Regions from separate parts of the Homo sapiens genome. Here region 2 is linked to region 1. The links are chromatin contacts, found by Hi-C or POLR2A ChIA-PET in ENCODE. All regions are on one chromosome and are shown on one strand. The core of a region is the stretch at or near the end of the contact, and the rest is flanking DNA. Distances in the headings are between cores, read along the strand shown.

The links. A loop is a pair of places that touch in the nucleus more often than their neighbours do. ChIA-PET counts read pairs that join two places held with the same protein, here RNA polymerase II (POLR2A). Pooled maps may share reads with other maps.
Region 2: a map of GM12878 shows a loop between it and region 1 (7-fold over the local background). The contact joins two enhancer-like sites. A Hi-C loop is called at or near these places in 1 of 168 maps with a recorded cell type or tissue (GM12878), 14 of 37 single-sample maps with no recorded cell type and 6 of 50 pooled maps. POLR2A ChIA-PET finds 5 or more read pairs at or near these places in 3 of 52 experiments (A673, GM12878 and activated B cell).

The regions. Positions count from the first base shown.
Region 1 is chr13:112,763,759-112,769,534 of GRCh38, reverse strand. The region is part of intron 1 of ATP11A (ATPase phospholipid transporting 11A); the gene reads right to left. Among named protein-coding and RNA genes, the nearest start is that of ATP11A-AS1, 12 kb to the right of the region's middle. RefSeq lists enhancers at 1,197-1,526, 3,101-4,082, 4,083-5,066. Within about 2 kb of position 1,299, at least 9 of the 41 ENCODE cell types and tissues checked have a DNase peak (open chromatin) inside an H3K27ac peak, as active enhancers do; they include GM12878, where a contact is called at or near this core.
Region 2 is chr13:112,801,968-112,807,454 of GRCh38, reverse strand. ATP11A (ATPase phospholipid transporting 11A) reads right to left here. Exons shown (of 30, transcript NM_015205.3): 3 at 2,409-2,498; 4 at 1,162-1,242. Among named protein-coding and RNA genes, the nearest start is that of ATP11A-AS1, 50 kb to the right of the region's middle. RefSeq lists enhancers at 140-821, 3,811-4,050, 4,877-5,126. Within about 2 kb of position 3,705, at least 2 of the 41 ENCODE cell types and tissues checked have a DNase peak (open chromatin) inside an H3K27ac peak, as active enhancers do; they include GM12878, where a contact is called at or near this core.

The sequences.
Region 1 (5,776 bases), core at 50-2,549:
GAATTTGAGGCCAAGGTCCCTGCTCCAGTGTGCAGAAGAGAACCTGGTTTTGGCTCTGGCCAAAGAGGAAGCGCAGCAAAGAGGCCACAGCTGCCAGGGACCCGGGTCACGGGCTCCTTCAGTTCACCCCCAAACGCAGCGGGCAGAGAGTCACAAGCCACTGGCCGGGACAACCATGCTGGGAGCCTCAGGGCCAAGGCTGTGCTGCACCTGCTGTGCCTCTGAGCCTCAGAGAGGAGGGCGGGGCTGCAGGCACGCCGTGGGGCCGGGAGGTCCTGTGCCCGGTTTGGAGCTCAGCCCTGGCACACGCTCAGGGGTGTGAGTAGTGGTGCTGACTCAAGAAGAGAAAGGCAAGTGGGGGAGGCCGGGCATGGGGAAGGGTAGGAGCCTGGAAGGAGGAGCCGGGGGGCAGCCCATGGGGCCCTGTCATTGCTCCCGTCTCCCGACTTGCAAACCTTCCCCCCATAGCAGTTCCACCCCCGACCACAAACACCTCCCCATCAATCACAGACATAACCAACTTTCCACCATGGGTCACACCTTCACAGTTACTAACGTCACAGTGCAGCCTCCACTGCCCGCAAGTGAACTGCAGGTGAAGACAAGAGAGCACCAGGAATCGGAAAACAGGCCCAGCATGAGAATGAGCAGCAACTCCGCCCTGAGGACCGGGCGAAACCAACCTACAGGAGAGACGCTCAAGCCTCAGCACCCGACCTCCAGATTCTTCCCAAGCCACCGGAAAACACTGCGTCACCCACGAGCCCAGCGGGAACACCGAGGGGTCGCTGCGTTTATTCCCCACGACTGAGTCCCTCCTTCTAAAGATGAATTAGCCAGAAAACTAAGCAAGCATATCCCAATTCACAAACAAACATGTTAGTATACGTGTCGCCTTTTAAGCAACGGAAATTATATACCTTCCAAGTGCAGAGGGTCACGAGCCACTGGCCGAGACAACGAATGCATTGTAGGCATATTTCCAAAATATTGAATATATATCTAATGAAGACAACTGCAGGACTGCGAGTCAGTAACTGGATAACAGCATACACAGAACAACTCCAGACACCAGGGCGGCTCAGCTGGCGACAGTCTGTGAATGCGCTGTCTGAAATCCGGCAGGCACCCTGGATCCCCAAAGCTGAGACTCCACCATAGGGATGGTGCAGCGTCCGCTGGAGAGGCTGAGGTTGCCCCACAGCCAGTGGCCGACGCCAACTCCACAGAGGAAGACGCCGCAGAAGGCAGAAGTGAAAGCGAAGACGCTGCTGGTAGAGGTGGAGGCGGGCGCCTGGGGCTGCCTCTTGTGTCCCATGTAGCTCATCACAGGGCCGCCCTGGCAGTGGCCGGGCTCCACGCAATCTTGGGAGGCCGGAATAAAAGAACGGCTATGAGGAAGTCGGAGGAAGGCAGAGAGGAAATTCCCAGAAGCAAACAGGCACTTGGAAAACCTTCAGGAGAAACGAAAGAAACAGGAGGACACGGATCCCAGGGGTGACGGGGCTGCCACCAAAGCCACCACCAAGCCAGGCCAGAGAGCAGTGACCAGAGAAGGGCGTTTCTGTGACCAGCGCTTGGTGGGGAAGTGAGGAGCCGGAGGGGGTTCCCCAGCCAGCAGCGAAACCACAAGTCCACGGGCCACACCTGAGTGCTGCGAGGGGTCTGCACGCAGGCACTGCCACCGAGCAGGTGACAAGGATGAGCCTCAGGTCAAGCCCACCACCACAGACGCACTCACGCTCTGGAGTCCTAGACTAGAGCTCTGAGAGACTTCAGAGTTTGCAGTGTGGCTACTGATATCATTGGCCAAGTGGGGAAAGTAAAGGTAGCAACTTTTTATTGTGAGACTGGGTATCAGAAGAATGTCCTCTCTTCAGAGTAAAAGAGTCACACACCCCTTTCAAAAGCCAATTATGTGCAGATGATCAGACAGTCACAGATATTCTGTGGTTAGGCAAATAGCCAGGCTCCCAACAGCACCCCCACATCCTCCCTACCTTCCCACAGGGGCCCCCGATACCCCTACATCCTCCCCACCTTTCCACGGGGGCTCCCAGCACTCCCACACCCTCCCCACCTTCCCACAGGGGCCCCCAACACCCCCACATCTCCCCACCTTCCCACAGGGGCCCCCAACGCCCCCACATCCTCCCCACCTTCCCACAGGGGCCCCCAACGCCCCCACATCCTCCCCACCTTCCCACAGGGGCCCCCAACGCCCCCACATCCTCCCCACCTTCCCACAGGGGCCCCCAACACCCCCACATCTCCCCACCTTCCCACAGGGGCCCCCAACACCCCCACATCTCCCCACCTTCCCACAGGGGCCCCCAACACCCCCACATCCTCCCTACCTTCCTACAGGGGCCCCCGATACCCCTACATCCTCCCCACCTTTCCACGGGGGCTCCCAGCACTCCCACACCCTCCCCACCTTCCCACAGGGGCCCCCAACACCCCCACATCTCCCCACCTTCCCACAGGGGCCCCCAACGCCCCCACATCCTCCCCACCTTCCCACAGTGGCCCCCAACACCCCTACATCCTCCCCACCTTTCCACGGGGGCTCCCAGCACTCCCACACCCTCCCCACCTTCCCACAGGGGCCCCCAACACCCCCACATCTCCCCACCTTTCCACAGGGGCTCCCAGCACTCCCACACCCTCCCCACCTTCCCACAGGGGCCCCCAACACCCCCACATCTCCCCACCTTCCCACAGTGGCCCCCAACGCCCCCACATCCTCCTCACAGGAATCCATGTTCAAAGCCTGTTTCCTGCAGAACTGGGCACCTGCTGCAGCTTTCAGCACAGTGAATATGGAGGGAAGAGGCAGACTCCCTCAGGTGCTTCTGCCCCCATCCTGGGGGGTGGGCAGAAGCCAATGAGGGAAACCCTCCCCCTTCCCCTTCCCTTACAGGGAGACGGATGCAAGCATGTGACGGTGGTCCTGCAAGGACCCTGACCCCAGAAGACACTGCCGGGCCAGTCACTGACCTGAGGCTGCAGTATAGATTCAGCCGGGACGCACCTTCTGGACGCAGCTCTGCAGGGAGGACAGTCTGGGAAAGAGAGGGTCCCAGGAATGCCCTGTGACAGCCTCTGGGTGAGGGGCTTCTCCCCCCAGCACAGGTGTCCAAAGGAGAGAATACAGTTTTGGGTTCTTACTTTTTGTTTCTGGTTGGGCCAGTAAAGCCCCTTACTCATCCCTCTTCTGCTTATTACTAGAGACAGAAATGAAAAACCATGGCTTCAGGCTGCTAAAAGCCTAAAACAAAAGAAAACAGAAAAACAACAAAATAAGGCAGGTTGGACGACCTTGCATGGAGAGGCAGAGATTGCCTCGTCGGAAGAATAAGAAGTCCGTCTCCACCACCGTTCCTTCCTCAAGCAGGTGGGCACATCTGAAGAATAAGAAGTCCGTCTCCACCACTATTCCTTCCTCAAGCAGGTGGGCACATCGGAAAACGCTGCGTCAATTTCTACAACCCGTGACAGGGGGATCCGCCCCCGACCGTATCCCAAGAATCCACACTCGTGAACTAAAACTGCCCATGGTCAGTTAAAGGATCAACGCCGGACACCGGCCTGCAAGGAAGCCGCGGCTTCAGAAGGGGGAGGACCCTGGCGGTTACGCCTGCTCAGCGCTGTGAGGGGAGTGGCTGCTTTACGGGAGGTCGTTACAGAAAATCGTTTGTATTGTTGGTTTACTAAGCTCTGCAGCGAGAATTATTCGTGAGCATCTTTCAGATCCACTGTAGCAGGCTCCGGTCAGTCAGAGCTTTCGTTCTCAGAGACATTTCCCCACACTAACTGGAGTATTTAGCACCTGAGATATTTTGTTCAAAGTGAATCTAGTTTTCAGATCGAATGGTTCTTAGGTCTCTCTCAAACCCGTGACTCATTCAAAAGATCAACCCTCGTTCTCACCATGAACATCGACTGAGCGCTTCTTCCTGTGTTTGAAGTTCACTTAGGCAATTTCAGTACATTCTCCCTCGTTCAGAGGCCGCTTCTTAACCTTAACCATGTCCCAGAGACACGCTCAGAAGAACGTGGAGTGGACAAGGAAACGGGGCCGAATCAGATGGAGTGAGGGGAAGGGAGCAGAGGCGGGGCCTGCCCGGAGGAGGCTGCACCAGCGAGACCACGACCCCCCCAGGCCAGGACCAGAAAACAAGGCAGGGCGGGCCTGGGGTTCCAGGCGTCCTCAGAGGCCTCCCCAAGGATGGGCCTGGCCGTCAGAACAACTTGCCAGGCCTCCAGGTCACAGGAACTGCCCGGGCCACCCCTGCTGCTCCTCCTCACCTCTCCTGTCTGTGTCCAGACATGAGACTGGAAGACCCAGGGGGAGAAGCTTCCAGAGCCGGGGCGGGGGGGAGGGGGGGCAAGCCAGCCACTGTCAACGCACTTTGCTGGCTGGGAAGCACTCACCCCATCTCACTGAAACCCTCAAAGTTGCCAGGCAGCAGCTAAGGAGCAGGTGCCGTTCAAAGGACTTGCAAGAAAAGCGTGCGGTGGGGAGGCTGCCAAGATGTCCCTGCCTTGCCCCAGTGCCCATATAATCCTCCTCCAGGGATCCGAGTGAGGCAAGTGTCGGGGCTTCTACCAGCCCAGACTGGTAGCGCCCTGAGCTAAGGAAAGAGGTTGGCTCATGGTCAGAGGGTGTCACTATTACTGATCTTCTGGGATAAACAACCAGGCTGTGGACATTCCATAAGAAAACGTGCCTGGGTCCCATTCACCTCAGTAGCCATCCAGTGTGAACGCAGGACTCTGCACTTCCAGCCCACTGCAGCCCCAGCCCCAGGCAGACGAGCCCATCAAGGGGACACAAACCCTTTGAATGCGGTGACTTAATGCACAGCCTGATGCAGGGGGCACGTCACCAGCTTCCTGGGCTTCCAGGTCCTCTTCGGCTCCTTTAATGCCATCCCTGCAGCAGTCACAGCCCACAGGCCCCACCTGGGACTCTGTCTGGATGGGAGGCAGGGTGGGGGCCCAGCCCAGGCCTGGACCTTCCAGACAGAGTTCTCCCTGCCCTGTTCTGCTCATCATCAGGAGGTCTTCTAACCCTGACAGACCCAGGAACCCCTCCATCAGGAAACAAATATTCCTAATGTCCCCATTCCATGAAATCGTAAGGAACAGGGCTACCTGCACCAGGAACTTCTACAAACCACTACAGTGCACTGTCTGTGACAGACACAAGGAAGCTAAGTCGTGATAAACACTCAAGCATGAGCCTATAAGGAACAGGCCGGGGCCCCGCAGGTGTCAGAGGCGAAGTGTCCAGGAGCGATGTCACCGTGAATGCAGAGGCACCACCGTGCCAGGACGCCTAGGGTCAGGGTTCCATCACCCCACACAGATACTCCTGCTTTTATGGGGGCTACGGCCAAACAGGGCTACTGCAAGCTGTGACTTTCCAAGATCCTAACAACTCCTGGTAACACTCCAAACAAAACATGTCATCTCTTTCCACAACTTACGTTTATATCAAAAAGTATCTGAAATGGCTCTCAATCAATTTAGGGGTTTATTTTGCCAAAGTTAAAACCATGGCCTGTGACATGGCCCCAGGAGGTCCTGAGAACGTGTGCCCAAGGCGGTTGGGGCACAGCTTGATTTGACACATTTTAGGGAGACAGAAGTGACAGGCAAAGACATAAACCAACACATGGAAGGTGGCGTTGGTTTGGCCTGGGAAGGTGCAACATCTCCAAGCAGGGGGTGGGGGAGCCTCCAGGTCACAGGTGGATTCAAAGATTTC
Region 2 (5,487 bases), core at 2,456-4,955, 36 kb before region 1:
GTGTTCTGCCATGCACCGCGGCGGAGCTGTCCATTTCCTTACGGAGGGACACCAGGTTGCCCGAGTCCTTTGCTAATCAATGACAGCCACCATGAATATCCTAGTTCACGTATCCCGGTAGGCACGGCCGGCTCTGGCCTAGTGAAGACACACAGGCCCCATGTACTGACTGCACAGCTGCATGTTTATCATCTGCACTGGACCCTGTGTGTCCCCATCTCTGCCTGTGTCAGATGTTGCCAACTGCTGTGCTTGGTGGCTCCGCCACGCTCCTGCCGGCGGCCCGTGGTGCCTCCCTCGCCATGCCCTCTCCAGCCTTTCACATCTGAAAGCCAATCTGGTGGGTGTGAAACACAAATGTTCTCAGCAGCATTATTCAGAACAGCCAAAGAGTGGAAACACCCCAAATGTCCATCCACAGAGGACGCGTGATACACAAAATGCCAGGTATGTGCAGGGGACCGTGACTCATTCATCAGACGGAATGAAGCGCTGACGCCTGCTCAGATGCAGAGAAACCTTGAAAACATCATGCTGAGTGAAAGAGCCAGTCACAAAACACCGCCTATGAGCCGTGAGTACGAAATGTTTAGAATAGGCGACTCTACGGTGACAGAAACATGAGTCTTTGCCAGGGACGGGGAGGAGAAAATGGGGAGGGACTGAACACGTGTACAGGGAATCTGGGGGTGATAAAATGGATACGTAGAGAGTAAAACTGAGATGTATTCTTCTCCATGTTAGTCACTGGCCTTATTTACTGGGGCTATGAAAAAAAAAAGCAAAACCAAAAACAAACAAACAAAAAACAGCATCCCATTTGCTGGAGTCCATAAACAGCATGTTCTGTGGTGGTCAAGACAGTCAAGGATACAGAAAGGTTAAGTGACTCATCTGATCAGATCATCTCTGGGTGATTTGGGATGTGAAAACCACAGATTTCTTCTCGAACTCGCATGGTGCCAGACTAGCAACTAAATTATATAACATCTCTTATTTCGCTTCAAGTATCAATCTAACGCAGTTATAAAAATGAATTTCTAGAACTTGGTTGAATTTTCTGTGAACTAGCTACAACAAACCAATCACCTCGCTTTGAATGAAAGGCAATTCACATGGTGAAGATGACGATTGCTTCTTTTTCGTCTGTAAAATGCTTACCTGTTTGATAGCCGTCACAGTAATGACAAAGAAGAGTGGAAGTCCGCTTGTCACTGGACTTGTGGGTGTATCAATAATCAACTGCAGAAAGAGAGAATTGTAAAATCATCTTCAAAAACACAAATGAGTGACTTCAGGCAGGTTAGTTTGCCCTGAGCCAGCACTTCCCATTCGCTTTGACTTATTTAAAGACCTTTGCTGGCACCTGACTGCCCACCACGGGAGATAGCAAGTCAATCGTCCTATTTCACTGACTGTTAAAATGAGGGCACCTTTTTTAAATTAAGGAACATGCTCAAGGAAACCACCGAGAGTGGCAGACCCAGTCTGAAGTCGGGGCACGCCTTGTATTAATTCACCCCACGGCCTCAGTGTCACATTTTAATTACATGATTTGAATAATTTAATGTTGGAAAAATTTTTAAAGTCCTTCAGTAGCATTTTGTATGATTTAGAAAAATTAGAGTGCTGTTCTTAAAACACATTTGGCACATTGCTCCCTAACTCATACCCCGAGATATTTTTTCACTCTTTTTTTTCTTTCCTTTAAACTCTCTTTTCATGTGTACTGTCTTTGGATTTTCTTTCTTTCTTTTTCTTTCTCTTTTTTTTTTTTTTTTTGAGACAGTCTCGCTCTGTCGCCAGGCTGGAGTGTAGTGGCACGATCTCAGCTCACTGCAACCTCCCACTCCTGGGATCAAGTGATTCTCCTGCCTCAGCCTCCCGCGTAGCTGGGACTACAGGTGTGCACCACCACACCCAGCTAATTTTTGTATTTTTAGTAGAGACAGGGTTTAGCCATGCTGGCCAGGATGGTCCCTATCTCTGGACCTCGTGATCCTCCCAGAGTGCTGGGATTACAGGCGAGCCACTGTGCCCGGCCTGGATTTTCTTTAGAGCATCCACACACACTTAGGAAGAGTAAATTAAGTGTAACGATGCATAGCTTGGCAGTGAACTTGTCCAAATGATGACAAAGCTCTGATTTCCCCTCTGGTACTAGAAGGAAAGGGGCAGGAAAGGCTGTCACCAACTTAAACCCAAAGTAGCGTCGTGTGTAGTTTAGCTTGTGTGGATCTCACAGAACCAAGACATTTTGCCCTTCCTTAAGAAAATAAATAAATTAATCATAGGTGAGGGGCACCATGTCCTTGCTCTTTCATTAGCCGTGTGGCAGTTACCTGAGAATAAAATGTCACTTATTTAGATTTATATGTGATGAGATGGAAAACAATGACCGGCCTTACCTGCACCAGAAATATGATAAGGAAATAAAAGTTGGCTACTCTTCTGAATTGTTCAAATAAATTCTTGGGTATAAAGTTCCAAAATGTGTACTGCATAAAAGAAAAACAAACATCCATCATTGAGATCAGATTTTACTCTTGTAGTGTTACTCTAGGGCATAGTAAGTAGCACTGGATTTTACAGTACAAAATGTTTAGCTTTAGATATAAAACTCATAATTCATAATTTAGAGTGTTTGTTGACAGCTAAGACAGCTTAAACAAAGTGTGTACTCTGAAACACGTATGTAAATTACCTAACTCCAGAGAATTCAAGATAAAACGCAAGGTAGCTCAACAATAGTTTGATTATTAAGATGTCTTTTATAAAACGTAAACCTGTGATCATTAACTCAACACATTAGCATTTTACTTCAGTAATTTCTGCATGATCTCTCCTCTGAGTGAGAGCATGACAGCGAGCTGAATGGAAGCCTTCACCCAGCTCCAGGCAGCTTCTGAGGCAGGCGTGTTTCTTGTCCACAGCTCAGGCACAGGGGCTTTGAGGCCTCAGGGGGAAGGACAGGAAAAGGAGGGGAAGGAGGGCAGAGAGGGGATGGGGGGGAGGGAGGTGAAGGAGGGAAGGAGGAAAAGGAGGGGAAGGAGGGCAGAGAGGGGATGGGGGGAGGGAGGTGAAGGAGGGAAGGAGGGGAACGAGGGCAGAGAGGGGATGGGGGGAGGGAGGTGAAGGAGGGAAGGAGGAAAAGGAGGGGAAGGAGGGCAGAGAGGGGATGGGGGGAGGGAGGTGAAGGAGGGAAGGAGGGCAGAGAGGGGATGGGGGGAGGGAGGTGAAGGAGGGAAGGAGGGGAAGGAGGGCAGAGAGGGGATGGCAGGGAGGGAGGTGAAGGAGGGAAGGAGGGCAGAGAGGGGATGGGGGGAGGGAGGTGAAGGAGGAAAAGGAGGGGAAGGAGGGCAGAGAGGGGATGGGGGGAGGGAGGTGAAGGAGGGAAGGAGGAAAAGGAGGGAAGGAGGGCAGAGAGGGGATGGCAGGGAGGGAGGTGAAGGAGGGAAGGAGGGGAATGAGGGGAATGAGGGAAGGAAGGGAAGAAAGGAGGAAAAGGAGGGGAAGGAGGGCAGAGAGGGGATGGGGGGAGGGAGGTGAAGGAGGGAAGGAGGGGAATGAGGGAAGGAAGGGAAGCAAGGAGGAAAAGGAGGGGAAGGAGAGGAAGGAGGAGGAGGGGAAGGAGAGGAAGGAGGGGAGGGAGGGGAAGTAAGGCAGGGAGGGGAGGGAGAGGAAGGAGGGAAGGAGGGGAATGAGAGAAGGAGGGGAAGGAGGTCAGGGAGGGAAGGAGGGGAATGAGAGAAGGAGGGGAGGGAGGGGAAGGAGGGAGAATGCCCAGCCACCACAGCATCTCCTCTCCACACTTCTCATTTTGCTTCTGTAGCAGTTTCATTCAACTTCTGTGTTGAAAACAACAACGTCCCAGATGTCACGAACCTTCACTGAGTTTGGAAATAGTTTCTGAAATTTCATCTGACATGTTTTTACGCCGTAATGAAGACAGTCTACCGAAACCTGAAGAAGGTCTCACAGCCTGTGCTGCGGCCTCTGCCATCTGTGTGTCTCTTCAACGGGGCTTATTTCAAAATCCCATTCGAAGGTGGGTTCTGGCTCCTGGAAGCCAGAAGTAGTTGTCAAATTCTCATACCAAGAATTTCTTTAATTCCAGGCTCATGAATATAAGTTATTTACAATTCAATGTAACAACTAAAGCCTGGTATGGTCCTAAACTAACCAACATGTTCTGAATTTGGTGTTTACAAATATTTCAGAGGAAATCCATGTGCGTCTTTTAAAACTTCTCTGCCTCAAGTTTCCAGTGGCTTAGAGAGTATATAAGGAATTTCCATTTTCTATTCTAATTCACATTTACAAAGTGATTTTACCTTTCACAATAAAGTTCCTTAATGAGGGTAAAAACAGAGTAGTGGCTCCCCCCAGTTCATGACAACTACGGCCATATTTTCAGTTCCCATCTCAGGTTGACTGTAATAAAAAAGGCAAGGGGAGCTCCAGAAGAGAGTCTCTGGAGTTTTAAAAAAGAAACTAACTTTCCATGTCCTCCCTAGGTCATCCCGCCCTACCCATCCAAACACCCTTATTTTCCATGTGTTGTTTGATACCAGGTTTTTATCAGATGTGTGTTTTGCAAATCTATTCTCCCAGTCAGTGGCTCATATTTTAATTCTCTTAACTGTATTTTGCAAAGCTCAAGTTTTTAATCTTCACGAAGTCCAACTTATCAATTTTCCTTTCATGAACAGTGTTTTTGGTGTTATCCAAAAACTTGTTGCCAAACCCAAGGTCACCTAGACTTTCTCCTACATTTCTACAAGTTTCATTATTATACATTTTACATTTAGGTCTATGACTCACTTTGAGCTAATTTTCTTGAACGGTGTGTGATCACTGTCTAGAGTCACTGTTGCTGGGTTTTTTTTTTTTTTTTTTTTTGCATGTCCAGTTTTTCTAGCACTATTTGTTGAAAAGAAATAGTGCTTTTCTGTCTGCCCTGAATTGCCTTTGCTCCTTTGTCAAAGATGGGTTGACTATCTGGGTGAATGGGTTGACTATCTGGGTGGATTTACTGGGTGGATCTACTCCCAGGCTCTCTATGATGTTTCATTGATCTATTTGTCTATTCTTTTCTTTTTTTTTTGTGAGACGGAGTCTCGCTCTGTTGCCCAGGCTGGAGTGCAGTGGCGCGATCTCGGCTCACCGCAAGCTCTGCCTCCTGGGTTCGCGCCATTCTCCTGCCTCAGCCTCCTGAGTAATTGGGACTACAGGCGCCCACCACCACGCCCGGCTAATTTTTTTTGTATTTTTAGTAGAGATGGGGTTTCATCGTGTTGGCCAGGTTGGTCTCAATCTCCTGACCTCGTGATCCGCCCGCCTCGGCCTCCCAAAGTGCTGGGATGACAGGTGTGAGCCGCCACGCCCAGCCGCTATTTCTCTATTCTTTCAGCAACACCACACTGTCTTGATTACCGTAGTTTTACAGTAAGTCCTAAAGTGGGCTAGTGTCAGTTCTCCAACTTG